2 separate regions of the Homo sapiens genome follow, and region 2 is linked to region 1. Evidence: read pairs that join two places in POLR2A ChIA-PET (ENCODE). Cell type or tissue: MCF 10A. All regions are shown on one strand. Links, peaks and the distances in the headings refer to the core of each region. The heading gives the core; the rest is flanking DNA. Region 1 overlaps SPTBN1 (spectrin beta, non-erythrocytic 1). Region 2 overlaps SPTBN1 (spectrin beta, non-erythrocytic 1).

Region 1 (8,337 bases), core at 230-8,229:
TCCTCATTTAAACTCTTACTTGCTCATAAGCAAAGCACAGCCTCCTAACAAGGCCCCTGCCTGCAATCTCCACCCATCCCCATCCAACCTGCTTGCCACCTTCAGATAAATGTCAGCCAACAAGTATTCATTAACAGCCTATGCCAGGTTTTCTACTTTTCTACTTCGAGCACAGCTGCTAAGAACCTTCAATGACTCCCTGTTGCCTGTTGCCCCTATGGGGATCCCATCCACTAACAGAAGGGAATAGTGGTATTCCCTGCTATTACCCTAAACACCATTCCCATTGAATTGTTAGCCCTCAAGCATACCTTCTTCTTTCCTGGTTCTGCACCTTTGCACATGCTAGTAGCTCTGCCCGCACACGCTCTCCTTCAGACTCTGTTTAAATCGTATTCATCTTTCAAGGCCTTTTTGAGTGTCATCCTTTCCATAAATCCTCAAAAAATTCCCATAACCAAAATTAAGCTCTTCCTTTGATAACTCCCAAATGAAACAGACTGACACAAAACAGATTTTACATTAACACCTGGATGGTACAGATGCTAAAAATCCCACCTGTAATCCCTTGAGTCCCTACCTTCGGGGTCCAACAGTTTAGTGAGGCCGAGGTGCTGTTCTGCCAGATTAAATGCATTCTGCAGGTTGTAGTGTGCGTTAGATTTCTTTAGTTTGTCAAAATCTATCAGGTCAGGCCTGTGCAGAACAACAGTGGGACACAACAAAAATCATGGCTTGAAAAGAAATATGACTAATGAAACATGACTGTTACTCCAAAAAGGTTAAAATCACCAATTAGTGGAGTAAAACTCTAAAATATACTATCATGGAATCATCAAACAATGAAACCTGATTTTTGAATAAACACTTCAAAGTTAATTAAGAAAAAAAAGATTAAGGGAGAACCTGTTTATTCTGTTTGGAAGAATTTATATATTCTCCCATATTTTCCTCACATGGAATGCAGAAATTTCCACCACGGTGAGACAGTTAAGCCAACGGATATGGAAAAGTCACCCAAATCTGCTATGGAAGGACAGCAACCTTTTACCCCACGATTGCTAGGATGATTTGTATGGACTTACCGGTGTTTGTGTATCAGTGCATTGAAGGCCATGCCGTCCCTCCAGCTAGTGGTGAAATTGTGAATGTTGACATTGGGGTACCTGCCAAGGACAAAGCAGAAGGGAAAAGCAACACAATTACCACATGGAGGTTTATACTTTTGCCAAGTGCTTTGTTAATAAAAAGTCTGTAAGCATTGTAAAACCTAAAGCAGTGAATATCACTAAGGACAATCAAGTCAGAACAAATAATCCGTCAACTCGAGCCTGCCATAAAATAAAAATAAAACATGCATCCATGTGGCTTTTCTTGCTTGGTAATTCAGTCTCACAAAAGATGTGAACTGTGTCGTAGATTTAAAACACTACTCTTACTTAGGAAAAAGTGACGACAACCTAGACACCTCTGAGGCCTCTGCTTCCATTGGCTTTCTACTCTACCTACAAAGACACCAGGACCTGCAGTCCCTTGTCACACGTTACTTTGGGACAAGAAGTGGTGGGACTATCTGTTCAAGTGACACTCAGCTTTCTTTCTTCCATACGCCACTTAATTGGATGAAGTTTGTAAAAGTAGTACCTCCCTGAAAAATTTATGTGTGAAACTTACCCATAATGAATCAGCTATTCTATACCATATTGACTATTAATAACTTTATATCAGTAGCTGATTAAAGGTTCATACCTGACTTGACCCTTTTATTAGGCCATAAGCTCTTTATAGACATGATGACTTTTCAGCTAGCTCTCAGAATGGATGGAGTTCTGATTTTCATATTCTGAATTAATGTTCATTAGAGTTACATCTACACCTAAAGTAGTTCTGACAGTAAATCTAATTAACCTAAAATTGGGTCTCAGTAAGTACCTATGACCTTAAACCAATTTGCTAAGAACTCGAAGGCTTAGCATCAGTTGAGTCCTAACAATAGTAAGCAACAAAAAAGATGTGGTTCTCTAAAAACAACTTCACTGAAATTTCAATGAAAAAATAAAAGGGAAACTGACACAGATAATATTAAAAGGTTATGCTGTTGTTTACTGTGCAAAGAAAGCTCCCCAAAACAGAAATTAAAGGGTGAAGAAAACCTACAACTGTATTCTTAAAATATCATGGATATGATTCCTAAGCATGCTTCCAGGGTTTTCAAATTCAAAATATAATGCTCTCTGGAGCTTCCTTAATAAAGAGAAGGAAACTGATTATGAAGACATGACAGGTCTAAAATATAAATTAGAGCTCCTTTCATTCTGAGAGCTAATTGAAAAGTCATATCAACTGCTTGCGAGTTAACAAGACTTCCCAATGGAAGCAGTGGAAAAGATACCTGTCAACACCTTCTAAGTGATGACTGCAGTGGAATTCAGTCCTGGAAGAAGCAGCCCCAATACCCTCTTCATTCACACTCACCCAGCTGTCTTCATCTGGCACCACAACAGCAATGCATCCTTGGCAGATTTCTTCTCTTTGTTGTCTTCAGTTTCCACACTGATATCCTGGATCTAAGATTTACAAAGAAATATTAGACAAATAGATGGGTCAGCTGCCTAAAAGAACCACTGAAGAACAGGTCTGCATATACATAAAGAATAAACTGTAGATCATAGCCTTGCCCTGCAGACGATCTACCCTGTCAATGAAAACTGCTTCCTGAAGTCTGGGCTCACTTCAGAAACACAACGAAAACTACATTTTCTATGTCACACAGACAGAAGGCTGACGGGACTTCCCAGCACCTATCAGAGGTCATTTTTACCCCTGAGACAACCCATCTTTCCAGTGAGAATCTAGCACAGGGGTTCATACAGTGCATCTGGAATCTCACCAGACCCCCAGAAAAATACTGAGTTCGGTTTTTTTGTAAGTAAACATTTTTCACACCACGTGCAACCTTCATTGATGAGGGCACTGTGTGCACCATTTCCAAACTATTAGAGCAAGTGTGGGCTTAAACGCTGTGCTTCCATGGTGTGCCTTCATAAGCCGCTCAGAGGCAGCATATTTGCAACATTATACACAAAGCCTGGTCGGCTGGCACCAAAGTCAGACTGCCTGGATGTGAATCCAGGCTCCATCACCTACCATGTACCCTTGGGCAGGTTCCCCAGCTTCCCCATCTGAGGAATGGAAATAATGACAGTGGCTAATCTCACAGCACTGTTATGCACTTAAATGATATAATAAAGTGCAGAGCTCGTAATAAGGGTCTGTGAATGTTAGTTTTTAGATTAGGCGCCAACTGCCAGCTACGTAATTTTAGACAAATGCTCCAAATACACTTTTGTCTATTATATGAAAGTTTCCTCTTGTAGAGTAAAATGTGGAATGGAGTCAGGAGTGGATGGTGCTGGCCAGGAGTCCATCCATTGCCTCCAGCTGTAGCCATTTTAAGCTTCGCTGCTCTGTCATGCTCCCCACTACCTTCACTCCATTCAATCTACAAACACTTCCCAGAATTCTTTTTGAAAAACAGAGAAAATGAAGACAAAATATATAAATACAGGATTAAAAAGTTAGAAACTTTCAACTAGGAAAAACACCTGGGAATTGAAACAACTACATTAAAAAAAAATTCTCTATTTTTAATTGTGTTAAGAAGGTGAAGCCTGAGTCTGTATAAACCCCAGTCTCTAATATTAGGATCATTAGCTCAAGTGCAGAAAGGGAATGTGGAAGAACAACCCTCACTCAAGGGGTGAGAGACAGGCTCACCAGGAAAGTCAGGCTGCAACTTTACACACATTAACCCATTGGCTTTCTTATACTTCTGTGTGAAGGGTATCTGTTTCCAGATTTGCCCATATGGAAACAAAGCCTACCCTTCTGAAATGAAGACAGCTCCCTATTTAAACTAGGCAAACTTAGAGACTTCCACTCCAGTTTCTCACCATCTTTTACTTTTTTTTTTTTTTGAGACAGTCTCTGTCGCCCAGGCTGGAGTGCGGTGGTGTGATCTCGGCTCACTGCAATCTCCGCCTCCCATATTCAAGCGATTCTCCTGCCTCAGCTTCTCAAGTAACTGGGATCATAGGTGTCTGCCACCACACCTGGCTAATTTTTGTATTTTTAGTAGAGGCAGGGTATCGTCATGTTGGCCAGGTTGGTCCCGAACTCCTGATCTGAAGTGATCCACCCACCTTGGCCTCCCAAAGTGCTGGGATTACAGGCATGAGCCACCGCACCTGGCCCTTATACTCTCTTTTAAAGGGGCAGCATCATAAAATCTGTGTCATCATCAGTATTTAATGGACACTTCTATGCACATATAGGGTAGGCCATATCCTGGTAGCAATGAGAGCACACGCACGCACACACACACATACACACACACTGGGAACTTGTAAAACCGTATATTCAGGAGCTGGTGGAAGGAGAGACCGTTGTAGGTACACAGGGAAGCTTGACCCTATGTATCTACAAGGATATGTGGAGTATCCTTATAGATATGCTGGATATCTACAGCTGGGCCTTGGCTGATTCATAATCATATTATTTTTGTAGAATAGGTAATGTTTTAATAAAGCTGCTGGAGAAAGCTGAGTCATTTAAGACAACAACACTGCAGGCCACGCGGTAACATCAGCAGCCTATGCCTCTCACCTCAACAGAAAGGGAGAAAATACACATCAGCATTTACAAGTTGAATTATAGGAATATGCAAACTGGCAGGAAGCGAATTAGTCAATGACTCAAAGCAATTCACGCTGAGAATCCTGAAAAGGGCTGTGTGTGCCAGCTCCCTGACCTGGGTGCTGACCCGCTGTCAAGATAGCCCACAGTCAGGATGGCCTTCCACGCTCTGATTATTGCAGGCCAAAGCTAACAGAAATACAACATTTTACTCCATAAAACTGGGGTGAAGCTAGAGGAGTGTACTGCTAATAATTTCACCTCTGTTGCCATAAGACACAAGAGCAGTAATTAGTGGATTCAATGGCTACTCCATTTTCAAATCATTCAGGAACTAAATAACAGAAATGTAAGAGTTCTATCTGGGGAAAAATGTCCTTGATTGCTGTAATTAACTCCTTTAATGATGTTGTACCATCTTCAACAGTGGTTCTCTCTTCAGACCTACTTAATCAGAACTACTAGGGCTGGGCCCTGGGAACCTGAATTATTAAAAGGGTTTCCCAAAGGCATCAGATGATCAGCCAGCTTGGGAACCAGCCAGGCAGGAAGATATTTCTTCCTGTAACTCATTCTAGTCCCCTACCCCTTCTTCCCACATATATAATCACGACACTAACTGAAGCCCAATCGTAGGGCAAGTGAGAAGGAAAAGGGACTGTTGACAGGCTGATTTCAGAGTTTCAATAAGAAAACAAAGCAAGTTATAATTTGATTTTTCGTTTTTCCTTTTTGTGTGAGGTTTTTGTTTACCCAGAAAAATCAAAACAGATCTTTATTAAAGGGGCAGAACAGGAAGGAATGGCAAGAGAACACAGTCACTGAGGAGACAGGACTGTTAGAATATTTGTTCGCAGAGAAACCTGACACTATGGTACAAAGTTGTTCCTGCCTTTCCAATTTTAATTGGAACGCATGAGTACGAAGCATGAGCCTGGAGAAAGAACCAATAATCAGGCTCGTGGTGGTGCACAGTCCCAAAAGGCTGAGCGCTCTCTCTTAAGGGGTCAGAGGCACCCACTATAGCCCTGGCTGGCTGTGTCATCAGAGGCAAGGTTTCAAATTTCTGTGGGTCCCCGATTTCTTCATAAAGTGAAAGAAGTGGACAAAATGACCTTGAGAGTACCTTCCGGCTTAAAATACTTCTATACTTAGAGCCTTCCTCCTCAAGTATAACAAAACCCATAAAGCATCATCAATTCAAAGAAACACAAGAGTTTTGTACTTTCCTCCTGCAAACTGCTTCCTCACATCCAAAGAGAATGAGAAGGTGAAAATGGAGCCCACACACATGCCATAACCCTCAACAGCTTTGCCAAAAAATGTTCTGTAACACATGTCATAGTTGAGTGAAGTTGAGGCAGTCTAAGCTAATAACCTAGCATTGGCCACGTCCTTATACCTTTGCTCCTGAGAGCCAAGCAGCAGAGACCAGATGTTTAGAGCAGGTGCCAGCAAAGTGGCGGGCTGGGATGCAGCCTAGAAGCCCCTGGGCCGCTGAGATGTGTCTGACAGGAAAGCTAAGATTACCAGGGCTAGTACAATTGCAGGAGGATGTAGTAGCTTCCACGTGCCTACGAGGCAGCATTCAATTCTGAGGGCTGGATATGACACACATGACTCTGAGACATGCTTTCAACCTGGTCTTCCCGATCCCTCTGATACAGGGAGGCCAGCTCTATAACAATGCTCATACCTGAGAGGTCGGCCTAAGTTCTGAGCAACCCTGGGCAGAGACCCTTACCTGGAAGCGCAGGATGATGGTCCAGATGAGGCCAAGGGTCAGCCGGTGGTTTCCATCCACGATGTCATGGGACCCCATGTTCTCAAGATGGACTCTCTGCTCCTTCAGGAACTGAAGGGCCTTGTCCACATTCTCTAAGCAGTGGATGCGCATTCGTCCCTTGGTGGGTTTAGGCTAGAAACAGGAGAGCAGAGGTAGAGACACATCACCCAACAGAGTAGAGATGAACCCCGAGTTACTGCCTAGTCACATGTGCCCATTCATGCAATGCTCTCCCGCTCAGAGCAGAACATTAACAAACACATGTACTCATTAAGTCCAAGGACGGTATTTACCTAACGGCCACAGAAAAAAAGTTTACTTAAGGGGATGATAACTGATTCCTCTTTAGAGAATAGTTGTGGAGCTATATAGTTTACAAATGAGCATTTGTTTAAGTTCAGGGAAGAGAGAATCCAATTTTCATGGAGAATTTCAGCGCTACTGCTGCCATCCATACAATTTTTTTTTTTTGCAGGTGCATGACAAAACACCTGTGAGGATTTTCTGATTACTTGGAATGTAAAATTAGGTTTGCCACCTGCTGGCAACCCTTAAGCTTGGCTCAAAATGAAAACAGGGAACACAACCATCAAATCAGAAGAATTTCCAAGTGGTGGTTGTGTGTGGAGGGATGGGGTGAAGGTTAAGTAAAGAAGTATAACTTACTGAAAAGAAGGGGAAAAGGGAAAAAAATGAGTGTAGTGCAATTTAAATACCCCAAATGTTTCTTCCCTCTACCCAGTTTTATCAAAACGTAAAAGAGGCCCTTGGAAGGTGAACATTTTAAATAAAACAAACAAACAAAAAATATATATATAGAGAGAGAGTAGATAATGCATATGTGTATATATACATCTACTATAAAATATACTATTATAGAAGTATATATACGTCTCCTGTAAAAGCACACACACATCTACTATAAAAATATAGTAAATATACACAGTTGACCTTTAGTTGGGCCTGAACTATTCAAATGCACTTATACATGGATATTTTTCAATAAATAAACTGGAAAACTTTTTAGAGATTGGTGACAATTTGAAAAGATTCAGATGAATGGCCTAGCCTAGAAATACCAGAAAAATTAAGAAAAAGGTATGTCATGAATGCATAAAATATATATAGATGTTAGTCTATTTTATAATTTACTACCGCAAAATATATACAAATCTGTCATAAAATTAAAAATTATCAAAACTCATACACACAAACACAGATTGTAATGGCACCATTTGAGCAGTATTAAATCTTGGTATGTACTGTACTACTATAGTAATTTCAGAGCCATCTCTAACTCCTACTGTGATGAGCTCAAGTATTGTTGAGTGCCTACTTAAAATGCCTATGATGCTAATCATCTCCACGTGGTCTCTCTAGTAAATTGGGTATCACAGTAAAAAGCCATCTCTCACAGTTCTTGTGTATTTTTCACAGTGTCTAGTGCAATACTGTAAACCTTGACTAATATCATGAGACCCAAAGTGCCACTAGTGATGCTGGAAGTACTCCCAAGAAGCAGAGAGAAGTCATGACATTACAAGAAAAGGATGAACTGCTTGCTATGTATTGTAGATTGAGGTCTACAGTTGTGGTGGCCCACCATTTGAAGACTAAAAAAAGAAAAGGAAATTTGTGAAGCCATCCCTGAAGCTACACCAGCAGATGCAAAGACCTTGCACTTTTTTGTGAAATATCTTTTTATCTCATATTGAAAATGCAGCGTTTGGCTGGGTGCAGCAGCTCATGCCTGTAATCCCAGCACTTTGGGAGGCTGAGGCGGGCAGACTGCTTGTGCCCAGGAGTTTGAGACCAGCCTGGACAACATGGCAAAAACCCGTCTCTACAAAATAAAT
Region 2 (8,337 bases), core at 329-8,328, 140 kb after region 1:
AGTGATTCTCCTGACTCGGCCTCCTGAGTAGCTGGGATTATAGGCATGTGCCACCACGCCCGGCTAATTTTTTGTATTTTTATAATTTTATATTTTGTATTTTTATAATTTTTTGTGTTTTTGTATTTTCACCATGTGGCCAGGTTGGTCTCGAACTCCTGACCTGAAGGCAATCTACCCGCCTCAGCCTCCCAAAGTGCTGGGATTACAGGCATGAGCCACTGCGCCCAGCCTACATCCACTTTTGAAAACAAAGTTTACTTTTTCAAATTATAGAAGTAACATATGCTTACTGTAGAACAGCAGAAAATACAAAACAGCTCTGAGACAAAAGCAAAAATCACAAGGAATCTCATCCATTCTCCCCTCCCCCAAAAACCTTAATATTTGTAGTATTTCCTTATCCCTTTTGTATATTTTTCTACATAGTTACGGTAATTCCATTTATATAATCTTGTGTTCTGCTTTTTCTCCCTATGTTAAAAACCTTCCCATGTTATTAGAAGGTATTCCATAATAATATTAAAGTTTTTATTAATATAGTAAATAATACTTACATATTTCCAGGCACTAGTCTAACTGCTTTACCTATAACTTATTTAATCCAACCAACCCTATATGGTCTGTACTATGATTATCCTGATCTTACTGATGAGGAAACTGAGACCGAGAAGGGTTAATGACTTGCTCAGGGTCACAAAGTGGGCCCATGGTGAAATCAGGTTTTAGACCCAGGCACCACAGCTCCACGGTCAGCACTTTTAACTACACACTGTATTGCCTCCAGAATATATAGTCCACCCTGTAACTTACCAATGATGGACTTTTAGGTTATCACCACTTAAAAAAATCATAGTAATGTTACAATAGACATCTTTATAGGCATCTGAAGCACTATTTTATCTAAGCCTATTCAGACAGCAAAACTTTTACCAGTTCAACAAGTTCAATTTATTTTCAGCTAGCCAACAACAGCTGTAGAAACATCTAAAATGGCTAGCATTTCATACACCAACTCATTACTCCACCTACCAGTGGTATGAACTTCCATGTGGGCCTCACCTGTCCACCCTGCTGCCATCTGCAGCAGACTCCAATGTTTCCGTCTGCCTTCACACTGCAGAAGGAGCCAGTTAAAACCCTGGGTCTGTCTGACTGCATCCCCCAGTAGATATAAGCAAATTCCATAGATTTTTTATGTCTGGAATATTTTAAATGCTAAGCTTATTTGTTCCTAGTCCTATAAGCTTGTGCCAGTACAAGGCATACAGACGAGGAGACAGAACATCCCATATACATGTGTAAAATTTAAAATGAATGTTTTTCTAATTCAGACAATAATCCAGAAAAGGAACATTTGAGTATTTAACTTTTTGCCTGCTTATCGTATAATGAATGACTGAATTCTCCTGCAAGGTTAAAGGAATGCACACTCTAAATTAATAGATGGTGGGAGGTGAAAACTATCCAAAATATATTTTCACATGAGGGGACCAGATAATGGTATGCTAAGTAAAAAGGAAATGGTGGCCTGTAGTTCACCTCTCCTCAATACAATTTACCAGTTCAGTTATCCAAGGATGTGTGTGTATGTGTGTGCGTGTGTGCTTAAAAAAAAAACAAAACTGGAGATGTCCAATAAAAGGGAAAAGCAAAAACAGAATTTTGATACTTTAGAAGTCATAGGCTCAATAAAGAAATTTTCCAACATGGCAACAATGCCATATAGAATTCATTTGCCATCTGAAAGTGAAAAGATCAATACATCTAAAAGAAGCTGCCCACACACGCATTTTCCAAGAAATATTTTTCTATGTTATAAAAACACAAAATATGGTTTTTAACATATTCTAAAAACATACCCCAAATAACCTCAATTCTATTGACCAAAAAGTACAGTAATTACAAATTATAAATCTCTGTATAAGGCACTTACATAAAACCAGAAATAATGTTTCTATACAAGGAGAGGACCTCTAAAATACATGTAAAATACGGAAAGTGACAAAGCAAAATTCAAGACTTACACATATGAAGACAGTGAAACAAAAGAAACAAAGCCATTTTCAGGATACGCTACAGAGCTATGAAATTATCACAATTAGTCTCAATCTAAACGTCTAAAGGACTTTAAGTTATGGGATAATTAACATATCTGTTAATATCATCTTTTAGGAAATCCTTTAGTATAGAAACTTGGTTTGTATTTAAGCCTCTCAAAATAAAGTTAACTCACTGTTTCCATCTACTATTTAACATGTAACTCACTGTTTTCATCTGCTATTTAACATATAAATCCTGGAAATTCTTAGTTTACTTCCAATCATTAACCCAAATACTGCATTTTTAAAAATGTCATATTCAGAGCACCCAAACTAACTGGCTGTTTAGATTAGTCCCACAGGCAGCCCCAGCCCCACCCAGGTACCCACACCCCCTGCAACCTTGATCACATCACCATCAGGCTCAAGTCTGTACAGGACCCATTTCAAAGACCACTCCCAACCCCCCCTGTTTTTACCACTCTGACTTAAAAAACAAGCCTTTCTATTGAAAAAAATTGAGAGACTACAGTTAGACAGTGAATTAATTACAAACAAGAACTAAGTACTGCAGACAAACTACCAATGAGCTTACTAAGAAGTCTAAAAGTGAATCAGCTAAGACAAGATTCCACAGCAAAGTAACCAATGCCTCTGACTCTGCCTCTCTAATGTGTTAGTGTTCAAACATCAATAATTCCTTTCCAAAAGCCTATCAAACATATAAAATATAGGACTTTTAAAAAAAATCTTCAGGCTGGGCGCAGTGGCTCATGCCTGTAATCCCAGCACTTTGGTAGGTCCAGGCGGGCGGATTATGAGGTCAAGAGATCGAGACCATCCTGGCTAACATGGTGAAACCCTGTCTCTACTAAAAATACAAAAAATTAGCTGGGCGTGGTGGTGGGTGCCTGTAGTCCCAGCTACTCAGGAGGCTGAGGCAGGAGAATGGTGTGAACCCAGGAGGCGGAGCTTGCAGTGAGCCAAGATCGCGCCACTGCACTCTGGCCTGGGCGACAGAGCGAGACTCAGTCTCAAAAAAAAAAAAAAAAAAAAAAACATCTTCAGGGCCCCAGTTTTTATTCAAACTACAAAGACTATATATTTTTCAGTGAGTTGGGTGAGCAGAGCAGAAGAACTACAAGTGAAGTTTCAGATAATGTGCTAATAATTAGTCCAGTAAAATCATTCAACATAAGATGTTACAGAGAATTATATCTTCTTCATATGCTCATAAGATGTTTTAAGACAGTTGGAACAGCAAAAAAAAAAAAAAAAAAATCGATAAAAAAGAGGAAAGCACCTCTTGGTAACACATTCAGAGGAGCAATTTTGCTCAAAAGAAATGCCAAGTTTCAAGATATTTGTTAACCTGCAGCTATTTTAAGGCAGGCCAAGGCTGCATTAGTGCTTGTCACACAGCTTGCTCCCAACCTCTTGGCAGTTCTCCAACACATTCCAACATTTGATGCACAGCCTTGCTGGAATCACGTCCCACTTATCTCTAAAGACAACCAAGTAAGATGTTGCTGCATTACACAACCAACCTGCCATTTATTCCCATCAGGTCACTTTGCACAATGCCTGACTGAAAAAAAAAAAAAAATCAGACCACCATCTGAGTGAATGGAGCTTAGTCCAAAAAGATACAAGTCACACTCAGCCAAAAAATATGTATCAGAAAACTGCTCAACCTGGGGAGAAATGTCATGCCTTACTGCCCAAAGAAAGGTTAAGCACTCACCAAGTAAGGAAGGAGAACTGATACCAAGGGAAATGAGCAAGATCAACTAAAGATGGTAAACCTTAGAACCTTACTCATGCCACCACTGCCTACATTCTGTTCTTTTTGTTTGTTTTCGTAGAGACCAGGTCTCACCATGTCGCCCAAGCTGGTCTCAAACTCCTAGGCTCAAGCAATTTTCCCACCTTGGCCTCCAAAAGTGCTGGGATTACAGGCATGAGCCACCCCACCTAATCCCTACATTTTGAAGATTATTAATTGAGTACATTCTAAAGCAGGGGTGTCTAATCTTTTGGCTTCCCTGGGCCACACTGGAAGAAGAAGTGTCTTGGGCTATACATAAAGTAAAACACTAATGATAGCTAATGAGCTATAAATATCACAAAAAATATCTCATAATGTTTTAAGAAAGTTTACAAATTTGTGCTGGGCCACATTCAAAGGCTGTAGGTTGGACAAGATTGTTCTAAAGGATAATCTCAGTATTTAATGAGCCCCATTAACTCTGCGAAAAGAACAGTGTGGGGTTTGAGACAGGTTCTTTCTACTCTGCCCAGGCTAGTCTTGAAGCCCTGGGCTCAAGAGATCCTCCCACGTCAGCCTCTCAAGTAGCTAGGATTACAGGCACATGCCACCCTGTTCTGGTGAACAGAACAATTTAACATAGCAATACATCCTCTAAAAGTCAGTGTACTCTCTAATTTTTAATATTTGGCAAAAACGAAAAAAGCCCTCTTCAGAAACAAAATGGAATGTTTTTTGAAGCCATTCAAATGCTGCTACATTCCATTCTTGCTAAAAAACATATTTAATTAGCACATTTGAGACTCACGCTCTGCACAGCTGCACAACATTCCAGAGATAGGCCAGCTACCGATACACTCTTTACATGAAATACCACTGACTTTAAAAGTTGAGGAGACTGAGAAGCAGTTCTCAAGTATGACTCACTAAAGATAGGTTTATTTCACGTGAACAAAGTTTCCTTTAACAAGAGTGTAGTCCAGTGAAAATACATACTATAATTAAGAATAAAAAATGCATGTACACATGTACCAATAAAATATTTCTTCACAGCCGGAAAAAATATATATAAAAAATTCAAATGACAGACAAGAATAGTCTCCCTTTGAAACAAGACGATACATCAGCCTTCTCTCTAATTAAACTTTTACCTTTTATGAATTAAGCAAGATTTCTAGAACTAGGATGAAACCTATGTCAGAAACACACACTTCGAAGGCAAAATAGGCCTTTCAAAATAAGAAATCATCCTGATTATCAGGGAAACTCGGGATTTCCTTTAGCCCTGGGTGTTGATTTAAAAACAAGCAAACAGACAAAAACCTACCTTTGAAACAGAGAATGAAAGACAGGATGTGTGCTGGTTTCTTTCCTTCCGAAATGGCAGGCAGATCTCTTTGCTCCAGGCTAGAGGCACTTCCCCAACTCCACCCCAGGAGATAAATTGGGTATTTAGGGACAACTGGCAGCACAGACTTGTCAATCTTGCTGTGAGAAGGACCAGGCCCCTCTCAGAGAAGTCACCTGACTGATATCTCTGACCACAACTCATCTCCTGAAATAGTGACAGGTATTCTCATCTGCTCAGAGGACTGGCTAAGGCCACATTCCAGCCCCCTACCCTCCTCTAACCTAGGCCGCTGGGACCACTCTGGGCACTGCCTGGTCTTGTTGCCATCCCAAGTGTCAAGACCTAACATTTGCAGCTGCCTCAAGATCAAGTTGAGACTCCTACACCAGGCTTCAGGCAGCTCAGGCACAGTAACCATCAAGCATTTCCCTTGATGGGCTTTGGCCACCTGCAAACAAAATGATTCCCATCAGGTTAGGAGTTTCAGAAGAATCCCTTAGTTGGAGAAAGTCCACCCAGCCCAGCTCAGATTTTTCCCTCTTAACTGTGAAAAGGGCCAACACTGACCTTTAGTGTTTAAACCCCAGAAGAAGGCCATTTGTCACTTTTCCTTGGGGCCCATTACCCAAATGAGACTAACAGCAACCCCCAAGTTTCTAAAGGAAATTGCTGGAAAGAGCTTTTTTTATCTTCCAATGAAATATTTCTCCCCTCTTCCCACTCCCTCTTTTCCTTCAGCAGATACGGAAGCCGTTTTGGCACCTTCCTCAGAAAGAAGCCGAATACTAGAGTTAAAGGCAACAAAGGCCAGCAAGTCACCTCCATCCATCTGATGTCCTAAAGGCTTAAAGAACTGGCTTGCATAATCAAATAGAAATAACGCTTTTTCTTCTTGAAACAGATCCTAAATCCCAAGATAGAATTGTAAAGAATCCAGCTAATACAAAGACCCCAAGAAAGCTGAGCTCTAGTATATGCTTTCATCAGTTACAACCAAACCCAGCCCAGTAAAATTTATTACACTTAAAACCAAGATTATAATAACCACATCCATTCCACTGCGACACATTATGGGATAGGTATTTCAAAGACTCTGAAATCAGAACACAAAAGTAAAATCAGATGTTGTCCGAAGCATATGGAGATGTCTCTCAGGGGAATTAATGCAACTGTGATGGGAATTCCCTTCAGAACAAAACAGAAAGCACATTATCTAATGAGAATTTAATTTCTGGTATTTTTCCATTGTAAAAAGACATTATTCATAAAAGAGAAACAGCTATAATAAACAAATTTTTGAATTCTTTCTTCCTTTCCATTTTTCTTTAACATCCCACCCCTAAAACAGCTCAGGGCAACAGATAGTGTTCATGCTACAGCTTTAACTATAGACCAGTCATTAGATTTTATGTTTTGCCATGCAACATGCATAAGCTGCAAGAGTGCTGAACATCATCATGTCATTATAGAGACTGTCAAAACTCTACATCTTCAGTTTAAGATTGGAGGATTGGCCCTTAATATGTATGTGTGAGATGAAGAAACATGCACAGAAAAAAAAGGCTTAAAAGAGAAACACTAAAATAAATAAATAAATATATATACACACATATTTTTTTATTTTTTTATTTTTTATTTTTTTATTTTATTTTTTTTGAGACTGAGTCTCACTCTGTCACCCAGGCTGGAGCGCAATGGTGCGGTCTCAGCTCACTGCAACCTCCACCTCCTGGGTTCAAGTGATTCTCCTGCCTCAGCCTCCCAAGTAGCTGGGACTAGAGAAGCCCACCACCACACCCAGCCAATTTTTGCATTTTTAGTAGAGACAAAGTTTCACTATGTTGGCCAGGCTCGTCTCAAACTCCTGACCTCATGATCTGCCCGCCTCGGCCTCCCAAAGTGCTGGCATTAGAGGCGTGAGCCACCGCACCTGGCCGAGAAACACTAAAATATTAACTGTATGTTTCCGGGGTCACATAGTATCTAGTGATTTTAATTTTCTTCTTTGTATTCATCTTTAGTTTCCATATGATCTAAAACATCTATTATTTCAGTAATAAAAAGATATCTTAAAAATACTTTTGTATTTTGTTATGATGATTTTATACTAACTTATGCCTTTATGATGGTATATAGTCTTCATAAGCCATTCAAAAAACCACATATACTATGTGTATTAGCAGAAATTTAAAAAAAAAAATCAGGGATTCTAAGGTGGTAAAAATACAAAGACTATTTTAATTTTTAAAACTATTGTAATCACTATAAAAACACTCCTGGCCAGGCGCGGTGGCTCACGCCTGTAATCCCAGAATTTTGGGAGGCCAAGGAGGGTGGATCACTTGAGGTCAGGAGTTCGAGACCAGTCTGGCCAACATGGTGAAACCCGTCTCTACTAAAAATACAAAAATTAGCTGGGCATGGTGGCAGGCGCCAGCTACTCGGGAGGCTGAGGCAGGAGAATCGCTTGAACCTGGGAGGCGGAGGTTGCAGTGAGCCGAGATCGCGCCATCGCACTCCAGCCTGGGGGATAAGAGCAAGACTTTGTCTCCAACAACAGCAACAACAAAGTACTCCTATGTTTACAGGTTTCAAAATGCCGTGGAAAATGTTTAAACATCACAGATCAAAATAAATAACATTGTTTTAAGGAAGAATCTAAGTTTTCCTTCCCATTCAAGTAAATAAGATAAAGAGAAAAAAGCCCCCCCACCCCCAAAAAAATCCCCTATCCCTATCCCAGCCCAAGACTTTACAGCTGGTGAAGAACATTCCAGAAAAATGTACAGCCCTTCAACATTTATATTTGGCCTTGAGGCAAACACACTAGAACAAAATGTATCCCTGAAACAGCCACCCAAGAGTACTGTAGGGAAACGAAACTTCACCGAGAGCCAAAGGCAGTGGCCATTAGTGGCTGATTCCTCCTGGACAATGTTTCTGTCAGGCGCTCTCTCGGCCAGTTCTTAGAGCTTTTCCCACACTCTGCATAAGTAATGAACTGCCAAGGCTGTAACAAAAATGAACATTTAAACAAGGAATGAAAAGATCTTTCAAAAATTTCAGTGTTCTTTATATCTTCATTATTAATACTGCTTTTCCGTAAGTTTGGTAGAAAAAAATTGAACAGCAGAAAGTATATTTAGCTGGTAAATTATTTGATTAGTTTGTATCCA

What was found. Peaks named below come from ENCODE experiments on the same cell type or tissue, not always from the same donor. Only the 100,000 strongest peaks of a DNase experiment are listed, where the experiment ranks them.
Region 2: POLR2A ChIA-PET joins it to region 1 with 5 read pairs; 2 of 35 experiments call an interaction of 5 or more read pairs at or near these places.

The regions. Positions count from the first base shown.
Region 1 is chr2:54,610,437-54,618,773 of GRCh38, reverse strand. It overlaps SPTBN1 (spectrin beta, non-erythrocytic 1), which reads right to left. Exons shown (of 36, transcript NM_003128.3): 4 at 6,440-6,613; 5 at 2,476-2,567; 6 at 1,086-1,166; 7 at 581-696. Among named protein-coding and RNA genes, the nearest start is that of SPTBN1-AS1, 56 kb to the right of the region's middle. In MCF 10A, for the core only: no CTCF peak of the experiment used is centred there; a DNase peak (open chromatin) is centred at 4,703.
Region 2 is chr2:54,466,787-54,475,123 of GRCh38, reverse strand. The region is part of intron 1 of SPTBN1 (spectrin beta, non-erythrocytic 1); the gene reads right to left. Among named protein-coding and RNA genes, the nearest start is that of SPTBN1, 15 kb to the right of the region's middle. In MCF 10A, for the core only: no CTCF peak of the experiment used is centred there; a DNase peak (open chromatin) is centred at 3,493.